Linked DNA regions of Mus musculus: region 2 is linked to region 1. The links are chromatin loops, found by intact Hi-C in ENCODE. Cell type or tissue: heart. All regions are shown on one strand. Each heading gives the region's core, and the rest is flanking DNA. Links, peaks and the distances in the headings are about the cores only.

What was found. Hi-C counts contacts between places; a loop is a spot of excess contacts. Peaks named below come from ENCODE experiments on the same cell type or tissue, not always from the same donor. Only the 100,000 strongest peaks of a DNase experiment are listed, where the experiment ranks them.
Region 2: a loop joins it to region 1, with 2.8 times the contacts of the local background. A loop is called at or near these places in 4 of 42 quality-filtered maps.

What each region holds. Positions count from the first base shown.
Region 1 is chr4:148,600,541-148,608,540 of GRCm38, reverse strand. Masp2 (mannan-binding lectin serine peptidase 2) reads right to left here and starts at 5,997. Exons shown (of 11, transcript NM_001003893.2): 1 at 5,951-5,997; 2 at 5,645-5,873; 3 at 5,372-5,549; 4 at 4,723-4,854; 5 at 2,765-2,961; 6 at 2,365-2,512; 7 at 482-600. The coding sequence starts at 5,955. In heart, for the core only: CTCF peaks have their summits at 570 (motif pointing right) and 3,532 (motif pointing right); DNase peaks (open chromatin) are centred at 3,650, 3,800 and 5,620.
Region 2 is chr4:148,489,322-148,499,335 of GRCm38, reverse strand. Mtor (mechanistic target of rapamycin kinase) reads right to left here. Exons shown (of 58, transcript NM_020009.2): 26 at 9,718-9,860; 27 at 7,839-8,001; 28 at 7,570-7,715. It overlaps Angptl7 (angiopoietin-like 7), which reads left to right. Exons shown (of 5, transcript NM_001039554.3): 2 at 1,248-1,348; 3 at 1,859-2,053; 4 at 2,645-2,843; 5 at 3,012-4,056. The coding sequence ends at 3,181. Among named protein-coding and RNA genes, the nearest start is that of Angptl7, 6.1 kb to the left of the region's middle. In heart, for the core only: CTCF peaks have their summits at 4,536 (motif pointing left) and 7,699; DNase peaks (open chromatin) are centred at 7,777 and 8,675.

The DNA.
Region 1 (8,000 bases), core at 1-8,000:
ACAGTGAGCACTATTTATAACTTTGCAGAATGCATTCTTTCCAGGTCTAACCTTTGTGGGCTCAGGAGTTGTTCCAGGGGAAAGCTATCCACTGACCAGGGAGGACTTAATTTTACAGGAAGAGCTATGCAGAGCTTGTGGGGCAGGGCGAGCTCACTCTGTTCTGTTGTTTCAGCCACTTTACAGAGCTGCTGCAGTGTGCAAATGATCGGAAGTTCTCTGTAATGACTAGCCTACAAGAGTGGTTAGGGCAGACGGCTGTGGGGTGTGCTCACAACCATCTATAATGGGATCGGATGCCTCTTCTGGTGTGTCTGAAGACAGTGACTGTACAGACAGGACCCCCACCACCACACAAGTCTCCTGTCATCCTTCATTGTTTTCTGCAAATGTACTACTTTGATTTTCTGAATAGGTACTTCCTGTTTTCATCTCTCATCCCAAAGCCATCTTGATCATTAGCATTTTTTTAGTAACTCACTTGCAGAAGCTCGAAGCCTGTCTTGCAGAAGACAGAAAACCTGTCCTTCAGGACATATATGGCTTGCACAGGTGAAATGCTGCCATTAGGTGGCGCCGTTGGATCAGGGCAGGGCCGTGCTGTGCAAGGGAAACAGGTTTATTGTTTATGTCTGTAACAGCCAAACCTGAAGTCAGCAATCTGCATTTTCAGTTTATAAAGGAAACAAGAGGCATAGAGAGCCTGCCTCACGTGTGGTGGTCATCCAAACACTTCACACCAAAGGCAAAATTTAAGCTGAATTACTTGCACACAAATCAAGACTTGTGTCTTGCTGGGTGTGGTGGCACACACTTTTATTCCTAGCACTCAGGAGGCAGAGACAGGTGGATCTCTCTGAGTTCAAGGCCAGCCTGATCAACAAACAAAGTGAGTACAGGACAGCAAGACTTTTTTTTTTTTTTTTTGGTTTTTGAGACAGGGTTTCTTTGTGTAGCCCTGGCTGTCCTGGAACTACTCTGTAGTCCAGGCTGTCCTCGAACTCAGAAATTCTTCGCCTGCCTCTGCCTCCCAAGTGCTGGGATTAAAGGAGTGTGTCACCACTGCCCGGCCATTTCTTTGTCCATGACTCAGCTACAGGTAGGTAGGTAAACTAGATTTGGAGATGTAGACATGGTACAACAGGTAAGAACACTGCTTTCCAGAGGACTCCAGGTGGGGTCCCAGCACCCACATCAGTGCTTACATCCACTTATAACTCCAGCCTCAGGGGGTCTGACCCTTCAGATGTCCTTGGCATTTGTACACACATGGCATACAGACTATTTTGGTCTTTTGAGACACCGTTTTATGGTGTATTCTTAACTGTCCTGGAAACTGAGCTGTAGACCAGGCTGGTCTAGAACTCACAGAGTTCTGCCTGCCTCTGCCTCCTGAGTGCTGGGATTAAAATCATGTGCCAGGCTGGGCAGTAGTGGGGCACACCTTTAATCCCAGCACTTGGGAGGCAGAGGCAGGCGGATTTCTGAGTTCGAGGCCAGCCTGGTCTACAGAGTGAGTTCCAGGACAGCCAGGGCTACACAGAGAAACCCTGTCTTAGGAGAGAAAAAAAAAAAAAGAAAACCAAGAGCCAGGTATGAAAACCAAGAGCCAGGTATGGTGGCATACACCTTTGATCCCAGTACTTGGGAGGCAAAAGCAGGTGGACCTCTGAGTTTGTGTGTTCAAGGACAGCCAGGGCTGTTATACAGAGAAACCCTGTCTTGAAACACCACTGCCCTGTCCCGTCCCCACCCCTCAAAGGCTGTGCCACAATGACATCACATTTCTCCTCTGGATTGGGAGCAGGTGTTGTTGGGGACCCTGGCCCCTCTCTGCATTTAGTACTTTTGGCACACTTTTTTTTTTTTTTTTTTTAAATAATGTGAACTTGAGCACAGAGCCTGTGCATGCTGGACAGGCTCACTGCCACTGGGCTTCACCCCTGTTAGTACATCTCTATGAAGAGTAAAGACGGGCAGGTAAATAGCTGTCTGGGCCGGGCCGGTGGGTGCTGAGGGGGGTGGTACAGAGGGAGCATGGACCTGTGCTGAGGCAGGGCGATCAGAGCTTAAGGCCAGCTACCGCTATAGAACAAAAGATAGACCCTAACTCAGAACACCAGAGTTGAGCAAAGAGGGGGTTGCTTAGGTAAATGGCTGGCTGAGTATGGGGTGCGAGGGGGAAGGGTAGTCTGTCTGTTGCTGTTTTCTGATCAAGGGCCATCACTTGACAGACCACCGTCCTCAAGCAGGGCTCCCTTCCCTGGCCTGCGATAGAGGAGTCCAATGCTTTGTAGCTTGCTGATGCTGCATAAGGGACACTTTCTTTTGCTGCCTGCATCTGGGGGCAGGCCATTCGCTCACCTGTGCTTGTGTAGTGTATCTTCCAGCCTGTGTGGTTCCCCGACTCGTCAGTGGCAAAGGTGATGGTCACCTTGTGGCTGTCAGTTTCAATCCTGGGAGGCAGCGTCTTCCCACAAAATGGGCCGTGTTCCCCCTTGTCTGTTTGAATCTGAATAAAGAACCCCAGGGACCTGCTGCAGGGTTCTAGCCCCAGTTAGATGGAAGCAAAGTAACTTGAACTGGCTTGGGCAGGCTGGGAACAAAAGGTGGGATGTCTTAATGCTGAAGCCACAGCCTGGCTTAGACCTACCCCCAGCCCCGCAAAGAAAGGTTGATTAAGATTCACTGGAGAACAGCCATAGGCGCAGTGTTGAAAGATGGGGGAGGGAAAAGAGCTGTGACAAGGATGCAAGAGCCAGACCTTGAGGGAGTCATAGGGGCACTGGGCTTCAGGGTGCGTCTCCACATCGAAGGACTCCACGAAGTCCAGGATGACACTGAAGCCGTCCTCCAGGCGGATGCTGTAGGTGCAGCTGGAGAGCTTGGGGTATGGCTGTGGGTACTCAGGGCTACTGAGATACCCAGATCTTCCTGTGAACACCTGGCCTGAACAAAGGGCTGGGAAGAAAGAAGATTGGATAGGGCCGGGCGTGGTGGCGCATGCCTTTAATCCCAGCACTTGGGAGGCAGAGGCAGGCGGATTTCTGAGTTTGAGGCCAGCCTGGTCTACAGAGTGAGTTCCAGGACAGCCAGGGCTACACAGAGAAACCCTGTCTTAAAAAAAAAAAAACAAAAAAGGCTCTGCTCCTGGAGGGATACTGGAGGATAGAGAATGCCTGCGACATCTAGATCCTGGGCTTGGTCAAGACCCTGCACTTGATAATCTGCAGAGGCAGGAGAGTACCCCATCTCCCACACCAAACGATGATGAATGGCAGTGGGGAAGGGGGCTCCATTCTCCTCAGGCTTTGGCTAAAGCGTGATGTGATAGTTTATCTGATGATTCAGAGTCACAAAGAGGTGGAGAGCAAAGCCAGAGGGAGGGGGGCCCTGGAAATAGGAGGCAGGCCACCTTCCCAAGGTCCCTATGACTCCAGGAAAAGGACAGAGGAGGCCCCTTGAACTAAGGGTTTCTTCTGCTCTCATATCACTCAGTGCCCAGCTCAGCAGTTCCCAAGTGAGGCCACAAGGGGGCTTCCACCCATATCTGGCAGGGACCAGCCCAGAGCCCTTGATCCCAGGTAACAAGCTGAACAGGCCTTTCCCTTAGAAGTGGCCCTGGTCTAGGGAAGTTGGTTACCAGTATGTACACAGTCTGCTTTCCTCTTTTGGGCTGCCAGGTGCCCTGTGGAGATCAGGCTCCAGTTCTGTTCCCTGCCCGCCTGCTCATGATGGGGACAGGCTGGGAAGAAGGCCTGTAGGAAGCTAAGGCTCTCGGTACTGCCCTCCTTTTGGAAGGTGGCTCCATACCAGCAGAGAGGACATCCCTGGATGCAGGGTGGCTAGCCTGATCCCCCAGTAACACCCCCTTTGGTCTCTGTTTTGAATCAAGCTCCCCGGGACAGGGAACAAAGACCTGCATTGACCTATAAATAAGAACTAGCTAAAATGTCCTAAGATCAGCCCCAGGGAACCCAGTAGAGGTGAGAGGATCTCCGTGTGGTGTGTGCGCTCAGGGAGTTCCTGACAAGGAGGAGGGCTAAGATGAAGGGACTGAGGTTACTCTACTGCCCTCCAAACCCGTCACCCCAACCCCGGCAAGAGACACACAGCCACAGTGGAAACGGAGGCAGGTTTATTATTGTCATGGTTAAGGTGAATGGGTGCTGTAGCTGGCAGTCATTCCAGCCTGACAGAGCAGCATCGTGTGGGCATGTACTGACTGGTATCTGACTCACTGGGGTGGGCGGGCTGTTGCTGAGGGAGGTTTAGAGGCTCTGCTCTGGAAGAGAAATGGGGGGTGGGGGAGCATCAGGAAGGCTGAGGAGAGAAGGGCTAGGGCAAAGGATCAAGAGACAGGGTAGAGGAGGCCAAAGGTTCACCCACTGGGGTCGGGAGCCATGGCTCTGAGCCTGCCTACACTCCTCTACTTTGAGGTCCTATGGTAGACACTGGAAGCTTAAGGTGTGCCCGGCTTATCCAGAGATACCAAGCCCACCTAGGAAGCACCCAGAAGGCAGAGACAATTGGCTGATGGAACTAGGGGTTCCAAGAGTAGGGGCGGGATCAAAGTACACCATTGGAGGGAGGGAAAGTGGGAGGAGTTAGACATGCTAATAGTGTTGGAGGAAGCAGAAGAGCCCAGCTCCCTGGGCAGAACAACTCCTGCTTTGGTAGCTGGAATAACCTGGTGTAGATGGGATGCCCCTACCCCCTCACCTGAGCACGTGTGCTTGTTCTGGTGGAGAACGTAGCCCGCTCTGCAGGAGCAATAGTAGCCGCCCAAGTAGTTGTGGCAATAATGGTCACAAGGGACTGAGTCTCCCAGAGACACTCTGCATTCATCCACATCTAAAGGAGAGAGGCCAGGCAGACAGGAGGGAAAGAGATGGAACAGAGAGCTCAGGCTTTGGTGGCCCTGACCCACTTGATAGGAGGCCTGTTGCTTCGCCTGGGCCTGGGCCCAGAGTTGCAAGTAGCACCGTTGCTAAACCAGTGGCAGGTTAAGTCACCCGGGCAGAGGAGGGAAGAGCCATCATCAATCCAGTGGCAACCGGGTAGAAGCTTTCTGAGCAGAGAGGTTGAGCCACTTGCCTGAGGTCACACAGTCTCTCTCCTTCAGGGACCAAAGAATACAGTCAAGTGGAAGGCTTCAGCCTGTGCAAGCCCTTTGTAACCCGATGGCTGCTCTGCGTTCCTGCATTCACGTGGCACGTGACAGCAGAACCCACCCGCCTTTCCTGTTGGTTTGACCTGAATCCAGAGCCCAAAGGAGAGGTGGGAAGCAAGACACCCAAAGATGGGGACGGGGCTAAGACAAGGCAGCCACCCAGCTGCATCTGGGCTGCCTGAGCCCACCACTGCTCACCCTCCGCTGCATAGAAGGCCTCAAACCCTGTGAACGGCTTCTCATTGGAGTAGTCGGAGTGGAAGGTGACCTTTAGGCTGGGACCCAGTGAGTAGAAGGTGTCATTGCCAGGTGCCTGCTCAGTGTCTGTACTCTCCTGCCCACACAGTGTGGCCAGCACCTTGGTCCCTGAGCTCAACTGTGGAGTCAGGGGTCAAGGGAGGGAGGTTAGAACCAGGCCCAGCCTTTGCTGTACCTCATAAGAAGGCCCCAGCCGAGCACCCCGTCAGATACCTTGACAAAGTCATACTCGCAGCGGTAAGAGAGTTCCAGGTCAAAGTGGGTGAAGTAGAGGCGCAGGCGGTAGCCAGGGGGTGCAGTCAGTGTCCAGGATCGATCTTGATGGTCAGCATACTTCTCTGGGAAGCCAGGGGACACCAGGCGCCCGAATACAGGTTCAGGCCACTTTGAACCCAGAAGTGTGGCCACCAAACTCCACAGCAGACCCAGGAAGATGAGTAGCCTGTGGGCAGGGGAGTGACATGAGGGTCCAGGCCTAACTCATTCAGCTTCCCCAGAAGCTATGGGTCGCCCACCCACCTCATGGTGTGCCACCTAGCTCTGCAGGTCCAGCGCCTATCACCTTTGATCTGTTTGTCCAGCACCAGGCCCCACCTCCACAAACCAAGGATTCTGGGAATCTACCCATGGCTCCTGCCTGCCTCCCTTCCAGGCAGGAAGGTTCGGTTCGGTGGCTCTGAGAGCCAGCCTGGTAGTAAAAAAAAATTCTACTCTCACCCACCATCTGCACTTCCTTCCTAGTGGGACCAGGAAGGTCTGGTGGGCGAGAGTCTCAGTGACGACGTGGACAGCCTAAGATCCCACCCCCACCCCCAACTCAGGGAGAGGCGAAAAAAGAATAATTTGAGGAAACTCATGAACAAAAGGATACGGAACAGGCATAAGATAAACTTTGGCTACACTTGGGACCATGAATGGTGGATGCAGGCAGGAGGAATGTCTTGCAGGTGACTTCTAAGCCCAAAGCAGAATTAGAAGCTGGGGTTCCTGGCACCGGTGCTCATTTGGAGATAACATGACTCATTTGAAAACAGGGTCTTTCCATTTAGCCCTGACTGGCTTTGAACGGTGGAGACCAGACTAGCCTCAGACTTGTCTAGTTCTCCTGCCTGTGGCTCTGGAGCCCTGCAGGGAGGGAACCTTTATCCCAGCAATTACATAAGTAAAAATTGAGAAATGGGGAGGCTTGGCTTGAACTTGGACTGGACTGTGGAGGCCCGCAAGGACAGCAGTTGTTTAGGTGTCTGTCTGTCTGTCTGTCTGAGTGCTGAGCCATGTATGTTCAATGCTTTTAGAGCCCAGAAGAGAGCGCTGGCTCTCCTGAAGTTGGAGTTATAGGCAGCTGGGGACCAAGTACTGGGAATTGAACTTGAGAACCCAGGGAGAGCAGCTAGTGCTAACAGCTGAGTCAGCTCGCCAAAGAAATCTCGGGGCAGGGGTGGGGGTGGGCGGTGCACACTTTTGATCCCAGCACTTGTGAGGCAGAGGCAGGCAGATTTCTGAGTTCCAGACCAGCCTGGTCTACAGATGAATTCCAGGGCAGCCAGGGCTACACAAAAACCTGTCTCAAATCAAAAAATAAACATTTTGGGCTGTTTTTTTTGTTTTTTGTTTTTTCATTATACCAAAATTGTTAGGGTCAGAACTCAAAACAGTTAGTCTCGGCTACCAGTCTTCAATAGGCCAATTATACAGACAACTTAATAGTGAAAAGCAGAGAAAAAGGATTTATTCAATGTGGCCACATTGGGAAGAGCAGAGGTCTAGTGAGCTCTTCAGAGTCCTGACCCGGGTTTGGATTTAACTGGAGATCAAGAGGTTTGTGTACATAAGCAATACTGCTCAAAATGTGGTCCCACCACCACTGTCTCAGCTGTCAGGTGAACGGGAACCATCAGAACTGTGTGGAATGGATTCCTGGCAGACAAGTTCCTCCTTGGGCAGGCGCTAGGCTGAGGCCTTCCCCCAGCAGAGGATACCTGGATGGTTCTAATGCCTTGGCATCCATTATTTCAATTGTTGGGTCAAAAGAAGGGCACAATGCCCCTTCAGAATAGCTTCTCCCCTCCCAAGATGGTTATGCTCATGGCTCAGGGAGAGTCTCCCAAGTGAGCTGCAGCCACTTTGTCTTCAGGGACACGCTGGCATTGCCCTGCCCTTGATGGACTTCTCCCTTCTGGTGAGGAGCTGGGGAGACCGGGCCTGTACAATCCGTGCACTGAGGCTTACAGGCATTTCCTGTCAAGAGGGGAAGGAGACTCTCAGGGGGTCAGCAGTTCTGGAGGAATGGGCCATCCTCTTGTTCTCACACCATGGGTATGTGTGGGCAGTTACTCTTGCTAAAGCTCCTTTCCAGTGGGGAGACTGGACCTCTCCTGAGGTCCAAAGGCCAAGGTTCCACTAAAGTTCACTTGGGGAACTAACGACCTATTAGGTTCATAGTTGAAGGTTACTGGCAAGGGTGTGGCTGCTTCACCCCAAGAAGCTGTGTGTGGAAAGCCTTTACCCAGCAGAGATGACAGCTCTCTTCCCTAGTCTTCCGCGGCCTGTATACTCTAGCCCCTCCCCA
Region 2 (10,014 bases), core at 1,115-9,114, 110 kb after region 1:
GTCTGTTAGCTAATTAAACAAAAACAAATGATTTCAGAGCTTGGGCCTCCTGACCCTCAGTTTGAAAACAGAAAGTTAGGGGTTCTCATTTACCAAAAGGAGGGAGAGAGAGAGAGTGTGTGTGTTCATTTGTTCTGTGAGATGGAACTGGTCATGTTGGCCAGGCCAGATGCACGCAGGGCTGACTGTACCACTTCTTGCTCCTAGAAGTCGGCTGGGAGGAAGGGCAGGTATCCTCATTCCTCCCCCCCCCCCCCCCCCCCAGCACGCTCTGCAGAGGAAATAGGCACTTTGGCATCTCCCACTTTCATCTATGCTCCCTAAGTCTCCAGCCAAGGGGCACCAAGGAAAAAGTCTCAAGACATGCAGAAGTGTCTTGGGGCAACAGCCACAGAGTCTGCTAAAAACAGCTGCTTCTTTGAAGCCCCAGGACAGAGCCTCAAGGCGGCCATGGAAGCTTTCAGATCAAGCCCAAGGGGAAGTGGGGAAACTTCACTTCCTGGATTTTTTAAAAAGAATTATTTATTATTATACATAAGTACACTGTTGCTGTCTTCAGATGCACCAGAAGAGGGAGTCAGATCTTATTATGGGTGGTTGTGAGCTACCATGTGGTTGCTGGGATTTGAACTCAGGACCTTCGGAAGAGCAGTCAGTGCTCTTACTCGCTGAGCCATCTCGCCAGCCCCACTTCCTTGATTTATCAAAGTTTTAGGAACAGTCTCAAGTGCTGCTGGTTTTCATTTGAGCATCTAGTGATGTGAGACTGGGGAGGGAGAAGATTTCCAATCTGTCTCCCTTAATCTGAGTACCTGTTGGCTGGTAGCTGAGAAACAACATAAAACCAAACTCCCTGAAATACTCTGGAGTTTGCCTCTAGCTCAAGCCTGAAGCTTCTCTCAGGGCAGCTGCCACGTGCCCTTCGCAGACCATACCATTATTGTTTCTGGAATTCACAGCCTGGCACTTCAGCAGGATGTCTTACTTAGACTTAGCCCGAAGCTTCCTGCTTAACGGTCCCTTGGCACAGGTTAAGAATCCCCTTACTCTACTGCCCCATAACCAAGGCGGCCTGAGCAGGCCTCTCAGCCCTGATGCCCACTTCTCGACATCGGTACCCCAGGGGAACTACCCACGGGCACGCTGAGGTACAAATCAAGTCTTGGTTTTTAATCCAGCTCAGATGCACCAGGCATGTCTGACCAACCTCAAGGCCCAAATCTCTGTTTACTCTGCGTCCCTCACAGATGCCATCTATGACTGTTCTTCCCTGTACCAGAAGAACTACCGAATCTCTGGAGTGTACAAGCTTCCTCCTGACGAGTTCCTGGGGAGCCCTGAGCTAGAGGTGAGGTCACTACTGCCCTGCCCTACCCTTTGTCCTCCAGCCCTGAAAGGTACATGGATAACAGGACTTCTTCTGGTCTATGGAAAGGGAAGTTCAAGAATCAAATGTACCCCATGATGGACTGTGAGAATGCTCAGTTTACGGGCCCCTCCCTCCACTCCAGCCCGCTACTGTCTGCAGAATCAGCTGTCCTAGTTCTTCCCGACACAGAACGAGATCAGCTCTCTCTAGGAGGAGGGAAGACACTAGAAGGAGACACGTGGAAGTACCTGATTTTCCCATTTACATTGTGTTCACACTGCCTGCCCGCCATGCCCCACTGACACTCGTTCCCAAGCTAGCCACCACCGTGCCCCCGCCTCCACGTTGGGGGCAGTGTTTCTGCTAGAGAATGCAGAGAGCACAAGGATCACTGACTCACTAGATAGATACAGCACACAGCTTGGGAAGTCTGTCCTTAAGCTCCTGCCCCTGCCCTTGCGCCTGCCCAGAGGGTCCTCTCTGCTTCAGGTGTTCTGTGACATGGAAACTTCAGGAGGAGGCTGGACCATCATCCAGAGACGTAAGAGTGGCCTTGTCTCCTTCTACCAAGACTGGAGACAGTATAAGCAAGGGTTTGGCAGCATCCGAGGTGACTTCTGGCTGGGGAATGAACATATCCACCGGCTCACCAGGCAGCCAAGCCGGCTTCGTGTGGAGCTGGAGGTAAGCTCGAGCTGCAAGGCCCCGTCTGGCCCAGGCCCACTGCACACATGGTTCATAGGCATCACCACAGTCTACTCACTCTAGGTGTGCTCAGTCAGTGCAGCAATGCTCCTGAAAGCTTTCTGTTTTTCTGTCTCCAAGCGAGGTCCAGGAAGACCCAGGGCAGAACAGGGTAAATGCATAGTTACTGGGATGGAAAGAAAACACCATCTCCTTTGCTCTGGGATCTTGTTAAGTACAAGCCACAGTGATGCTGTGTGGTGGCCCCTTTAGATGGCTTCAAGCATGATGTCCTCACTTACTCCTACCGCATCTCAGGATGAGATTTAACACAAACCACACATCTGCCCCTTCAGACAGACATGAAGGGTTGCAGACAAGCAATCCAGGCCATACGGTGAGACCAGACCCAAGTTTGCTCTCAGACCTTCGTTTGCTGACTGCTAGCTAACATGGCAACCTGCAATAGTCTTACCAGAGTTCCACCTCTGAAGAAATGTTTAGCCGTGGCGCTCATGAGAGAGGAAGGGACCGAGGTCTGCAGAAACGAATCCTTTATGGTTTCCCTAATGCTCTGCTCCTCCTTTTCAGGACTGGGAGGGCAATGCACGCTACGCAGAGTATAGCTACTTTGCGTTGGGCAATGAACTGAACAGCTACCGCCTCTTCCTGGGGAACTACAGTGGCAACGTGGGGAAGGACGCCCTCCTCTACCATAACAACACCGTCTTCAGCACCAAGGACAAGGACAACGACAACTGCTTGGACAAGTGCGCACAGCTCCGAAAAGGTGAGACCTGGGCGGCAGGGAGGGCTGGGCCCACTAAGGACAGCAGTGAGCTACAGATCTGTTGCTGCTGCTCTGGCCGTGCTGTCCCCTTCGCTTTAAGGCCACCCATCAGCCCTAGTCTAGGGAGGACGTCCCCAGCCTACTAGCCTCATCTGTCTCTCATGCCAGGTGGCTACTGGTACAACTGCTGCACAGACTCCAACCTCAATGGGGTGTACTACCGCCTTGGCGAGCACCGAAAGCACATGGATGGCATCAGCTGGTATGGCTGGCATGGAGCCAACTATTCCCTCAAACGTGTGGAAATGAAGATCCGCCCAGAAGCCTTCAAGCCCTGAGAGAAGGCAGACACTGAGGAGGGAGAACAGCATGGGAGGAGGAGGTGGACACAGGGTAGGAGGGAACAGTTTATCATCCAGGAGCACAATATAACTTTACCTGTGTGAGCACACACACACAATAGAACCACACGTGCCAACAGTGCACACTAGCAGATGGAGCCAGGCGGACCCAGTGGGGCCTGCCACGGTGCCTCACGGGAGAACTCATGGACAACGGTAACCCTGAGGTCACTTAACCCATTTTCCCTAACTGAGGCTTAGATGACACGAGGGAAAAGAACAAATAAAAACCTGGTGTGATTCTCAGCGGAGAGGCTGTGAGAAATGAAAGAAAGCAGGTGGTGGAGAAGGGGCTTCCAAGTCTTACCCCGCGACACTTCCTTGTGTCTATAGTATTTGTTTTGTTTTTCTTTTTGAGACAGGGTCTCTCTACACAGCTCTTTCTGTCCTGGAACTCACTATGTAGACCAGGCTGACCTTGAACTCACAGAGATCTACCTGCTTCTGCCTCCCAAGTACAGGGATTAAAGGCATGTACCACCATACCCAGTATATATAATTTTTAAGACACAAAAAACATGGAGATAGAGAGCAGCTGCCCAGGTGTCTCCGGGGGGGCCTTGTTGTCAGAGTCCTGGGGGAGAGAGGAGCACTGGACAACATGCTGCGGGTCTGACGTGGCGAGAACACCAGCCGGAGGTGAGCACAGACTCTGGGTGATCACAATACTGCCTTCAAACATCCTCAGTCAAAAACCAAAAGATCCCCTTTAATAAAAATGCTTGGAAAATGAAGGTAGATGGCGCTGTGGTTTAAAACTTGTGATGTATATAGAAGCATCTTCCTTGTAAAAATAAAATATTGTAATTCCTATTTTTCTTTTTTTACTTTTTATTAGGTATTTTCCTCATTTACAATTCCTATTTTTCAAAATATCTTTTTCTATTACAATAAATACTATCAAAATTTGATGATTTTCTTTTAAATTCTTATTATTACCACTGAGAGCGGGGTGAAAACTGCAGGTGAGAAGTCAGAATGAGCGGTGACCCTGGAGTTTGTTCAAGGAAACCAAAGAAGCAGGACACTCCCCCCACACACATCCTAAAAACTGGGAAGAGGAAAGGGGGGGAAAGGGCAGCGGGGTTGGGGGGAGGCAGAGGGAGAGGAGTGGAAAGGGCAGAAGCCACTGCACAGCAGGAGCAGAGCCCGGCACTGACAGCCCCACACCAATGCGCTCTCAGGACACTTTACAGAGAGATGTTCCTGCTTCCTCCCTTCACCATCGGGATGTCCAGCGGTTCTGCCCTTTACACAAAGGACCGCCCTCTAGAGGAAGTCAGTACAAGATAAGCCATGACTCCCACTTAACTTCTGTGACGCCAGGAATCTCCTTCCCCTCATGAGCACTAACCTTGGGGATTTTCAAAGACAAAAGTGAGCAAAGAAGCTGCATGAGGTAGGATTCCCAGGGGAGAGCTATTCAAGCACAACCTTCCCCAGGCAGGCAGGAGGCAGGAGAAGGCAGTGCCCAGAACCACAAGGCAAGGAGGATGGGGACAGGCTGCACAGGCGGGTGCAGAGGAAGGCGCCCACTCAGAAAAGCTGATAATTCTCCTTTCATTTAGTGTGATCCCCATAATGAAACCTTCTCAGAGATGGCAAGGGGCCGGGGTTGGGGTGTGGAGAATGGACAAGGCACTCCTAGCTCCTCCATTTCCCAAGCACATACTGGCTGATGGGTGGACACCAAGCATGGCGCCCCACAGCCTCTCCCCAGAGAGAAGACAGAACCACCAGGAACCAGAAGCAGAGTTGGGCGTTGCTGAGACAAAGGGCATTTTGTTCTGACGGGGTCTTCTAGAAACGAACAGGAGTTACACAGAACAGGAGTTACATCCAGAGGATGCTCACAATCAGTCTGACAAGAAGATCTGCCCAGTGAGCACCAGTCCCTGCTTTTCACTATGCAGACCTTAGAGCAGGGCAGAGAGCACAGAGCTTAGCTGAGCTCCTCTATTGTACTGAGCAAGGACAAGGCTGGGCACTGTGGTGCACCTCTTTAATCCCAGTGCTTGGGTGCAAGAGGCTAGCAGATCTCTGCTGAGGCCAGCCTGGTCTACACAAAGAGATCCTGTCTGAAAACCACCACCACCACCACCACCACCACCACCACCACCACCAAAGGTAGACCAACAGACTCTGCCCTTGAGTGCTGGATAACTAAGGCGAGTCCCACAGCTGTTATGCTATGCTCCTTAGAGTCCAATTCCTTCTAATCCACTGTCCCCTGAGAAGTGATGACACTTCTCATCTATGTGAGCTTCAAGGAGCTTAAATTGTCTCAACAGTGACCCAGCTCGGAGATTACATGTAGGATTTAATTTGCCCTCAGACTGGTAAGAAATCCAACACATAGGAAACAGACTGAAACAAAGCAGAAAATCCTCCCATATCGGCCTCTTGAGTCCTGAGATTACAGGTGTGCATCAGCACATCTGGCTAAAAAGGCAATTTGCTTTTTAAAAACAAAACCAAGAGAAAACTGGTTAAAGTAAGTGTGTGTATCACTGTAAGCTCTGAGAATAAGTAAATTAACAAGGGGAATATAAGTAGGAAAAAAATCAACCTATGTATGTGAGAGAAGGGTGTTACCCTTCAGCTTGCTGGGGAGAGGGGCAGGTACTCAGGCAGTGACTTGAGAGGCACGTCCTCAGGAGCACACAGCCGGCACACAACTCAAAGTGGCAAGACCCCGAGAAGAGCCAGAGACCTCTCCTCTCTAACTCTGCGGGGACTCTGGGGCAGCTTCCCGACATCAGCTTTGCCCAAGACTTTCCCTTACAACTTTCTCAGCAAGCTGGGTATGGAGGCATATCTATAATCATAGAATTGAGGCAAGAGCATTCTAAGTTCATTCTGTGCTACATAGGAAGAAATGAAATAACCAAAAAAAGATCCAACACCTTCCAGAAGCAATAAAACAACCTGCCCTAGTAAAGATGGCACTCAGTGCAAGCCAACTGTCACTGGCAGGGAATGCTGCAGGTGAAGGCAAAGAAGGGGCTAAGAGGCTCAGGAGGCGCCTAAGGGGCAGACGGAAGGGGACTGAGCTCCATCAGCTGAACAGGCTTGCATAGCTTAAGGCACATGATTCCCTAAGAACTGAACTTACAAATAAAAAACAAAACAAAATGTATCCCATCAAACCAACAATCTATTCAACCATTCTATTCTTACGACATCTTTCTGCTAAAAACTGCATCAGCTTCAATGTTTGTATGATTATCTCAAATATGAGAAAAAGTCAAGGGTGGGATGGGAGAGCTGCAAACAGGTCAGAAAAGTCAGTGAGGACCCAATAGACAAAGCAGTCTGAGCTCACACGCCCCAGCAGCAGCCTCCGTTCTGTCAGCTATCACATGAAGCTGTGCAAGGGAGAGGAGGCACAGGGAGAGACACAAGTTTTTGTGTTTCCTATTCTGAAGCAGGCCTCAAGGGATGGCACATCTGTAACTGTTCCCATAGCGCACCTCAGAGGTCATCATTCTCTGTGCCGGTGGATCTAGGCAGAAGCAGGATTCCACTTCGACCTTTCAGATCCTGCCACAGGGAGAATGAACACTGGGCTCGGCTGCTGAAGCACTCTGCTCGGCAGGCTCTGTCTGCCCTCCCGCCCAGAAACTTATCAGCTGTTGATTTTTCCTGAGCTCTCTACAGTTAAATGATGAACCACGTTAGGATCTCCATGGAGATGATTAGATTCCAGAGTTAACATTCTCCAGGCTCATTAGGGGAAGTGAGCAGCTCTCTAGGAGCTGGTGCTAATGTTTCCGGTTGCTTGTAATTCCTAAAAGCACACAATTTATTAAACAACTTCCTTTTCCAGACCCAGAAGACTCAAAACCATCTTAAGGGAGGAGGGAGGAGAGGACAATCAGGGAAATGGAGGAAAAGATCACCGCATCTCGGACTTTACGCTTTATACTCACAACTCCAAAGAAGGAAGAGTGGGCAACTGAAAGACATGCTCTGTAGACCTGACCCTGACTCTGGGTGGCCCCCGAAGCCAGGAACCAGGGTGGCCTAATCCTGCTCAGAAGCCTCGCCTAACTTAGACGCCCTGTGCTGTGGTCAGAGCTGCGTCCCACTGACTTCACTGGGACAAAAAACACAGACTGGGAATCAACGGAGTGAAGGTGGTGAGGACGGACAGACATGACAGGCGTGGCTTAAGTGCTGGCAGTACCATCAGAGTGCCATCTGGACCATGGATTTAATGTGCCAGCCAGACCCAGGGGCAGCTTTCACACAGCTGAGTTCTCCACCTGACCCCAGTGAACGGGACAAGCAATGGGAGATGATAACAAGTGTCCATGGCCTACCTGATGAGGGACTCAAGTATGGCAGGCGTGGGCCCTTTCTGGAACTCCAGTTCTTTGTAGTGCAGTGCTTTGGCATATGCCCGGCACTTGGCAGCTCTCTCACCCAGGAGCACGATGCCATTGTCATCTCTCAGCGGCAGGGGGCCCTACAGAGTAAAGCACAGAAATACAGTAGCTGGGCACACACAAGAGGAGGCTGTGTGGCTGCTCCCCTTCTGCCAGCCAGTTTCCTATCACTGTCCGTCGGGACAAGGGGGGCAGAGTCTCACCTTGTCACTGTGTTCCATGAACTCAGCCAAGTTCAGGAGGGTTTGTGTGACTTCAGCAATGTCTTGAGAAGTGAGAGCCAACTCAATACTCCTGATGAGCTCATCTTGCTGGTCTTCATTCAGCTCAGACCAGCAGGACACAAAGGCAGCATTGAAGAGATCCCTGTAAGCACAGGGACAGACAAGGATGCACCTCTGCTGGGTGCCACCAGCACCATCAACCCGTTTCTGGCACTGCAGTTTGGTTGCAAGAGCAATGCTGTCGGACAGAACCTGTTGGATGGTACCTAAACCTTCCTCAAGAGGCAGAGGAACGAAACACCTGACCTGAACAAGGTCGGGAACTTTAAAGTAAAAGCAGCACGTGTGCCTACTGACGACCAATCTTTTTGTTTGTTTGAGCAAGGTCTCACACTGTGGCCAACACTGTTTCAAACTCACAGCAATTCTCCTGCTTCAACCTCCCAACTGCTGTGCTTTTTAGGCCCACATCATCATCAAGCCAAGCAATGACAACTCTCTCTTTTAGGGCAGGTATAGACATGATATACAGGGAACTGTGGGAGAGTGGGGTGGGGAAGAGAACACGCAAACAAACTTGTCTTCACAGTGATGTTTCCTGGCAGTTTCTGCCTTGTTTCTCTTCACTGGGATGAACAGAAAGAGAACTTCTAAGTGAACAGACTGAGGAAGTAGCAGTCCTTATGTGATCCTTGGAACATTTCCTGGACAATGTCCAAATTCTTAAGATCAAAAACGGCCAAGGCAGCATCTGCTACACTGATGACTACGTAAGAGAAGGCTACACGCTCAAGGCACCAGCAGAAAATAAACACGAAGGTATGCGAGGCTCTGGCCAGCCTCCAACACCAAAAGAGCTAGCTACTTCCAAGGCAGTACCACCAACTTGAAATCGCCACAGTGTCACATGGATGAACTCTCCCACCCCCTAGCCCCACCTTCCACTCTACTTTTCTAGGCTCTGTGGCCTGTGGTGGCAGAGGAGAGGACAGTGTAACACGTCCCTGCAGTGATGGGTTTAGAACTATGCTTCTTCAATCGCCATTACACATTTCAAGGTTAAGTTAGAACGAGTATAATTTTGGAATTTGATAGGAAAAAAGAAAACCACCCAAAATTTGAAATTCTAATCAGACTGACAAGTCTAGTGTAAATGAAAAATAAGGGGCTGGTGAGATGGCTCAGTGGGTAAGAGCACCCGACTGTTCTTCCAAAGGTCCAGAGTTCAAATCCCAGCACCCACATGGTGGCTCACAGCCATCTGTAACAAGATCTGACTCCCTCTTCCGGAATGTCTGAAGACAGCTACAGTGTACTTACATATAATAAATAAATAAATCTTTAAAAAAAAAAAAGAAAAATAAGCTTTCCTTATCTATCCAGATGTGACAGTGGATCTCCAGTGTTTACATTTGGGACTAAGTTATTAATAAATGGCCACAGTTTCTCTGGACATGGCATTGTGCTCAGAGGTGACCTGGGTAGAAGGTGACACAGACGATCAGCGAGGCATGTGTGAGCCTACACCACAGACAGATACACTAGAGAACTTCTAGACGCGGCACTTTAAATATTAAAGACACAAACAAACAACTTGAGATAAATTAGAGGAAGCAAATCATGACAAACTGTAATCTTGGAGCCCACGACTACTGCTCAATACACAGCAAGCCAGCTGTGCTGATGAAACTGACATAAAATACCTTGCTTGTAATGTCTGTTAATAAAAATGGCTGCCCATTAATTAAATTACCATTTTATGCCTCACTATAAACAATAAATGTCCACTGTGGGGTTGGGGAGGAGCCTTGAGCAAAGGGAAGAGAGCCAGGTCGGAGCTCTGCGTGCCGTACCGTACCTGGCCATGGGGTTGTAGGCCTGCGCCAGGGCCCAGCATGAGCGCAGGGAGGGCGATGAGGAGTCCTTCAGAAGCTCCAGACTCAAGCGCCTCAGCCACTCCAGCCAGTCGTCCTTGGAGACCCTTCTGGCAGCTCCCCAGGCCTGTGATACCATAGGTGACAATGAGAAACCATCAAATTTAAGGGCCAGTTGTGAGGCGCAACCATGGCAACCTATGTCACCACCATTCTGCTCTGATTAGTAAATTCATACCTACTATGATAAAGCTCTCCCAGAACATAAGCAAAGCAGTGAT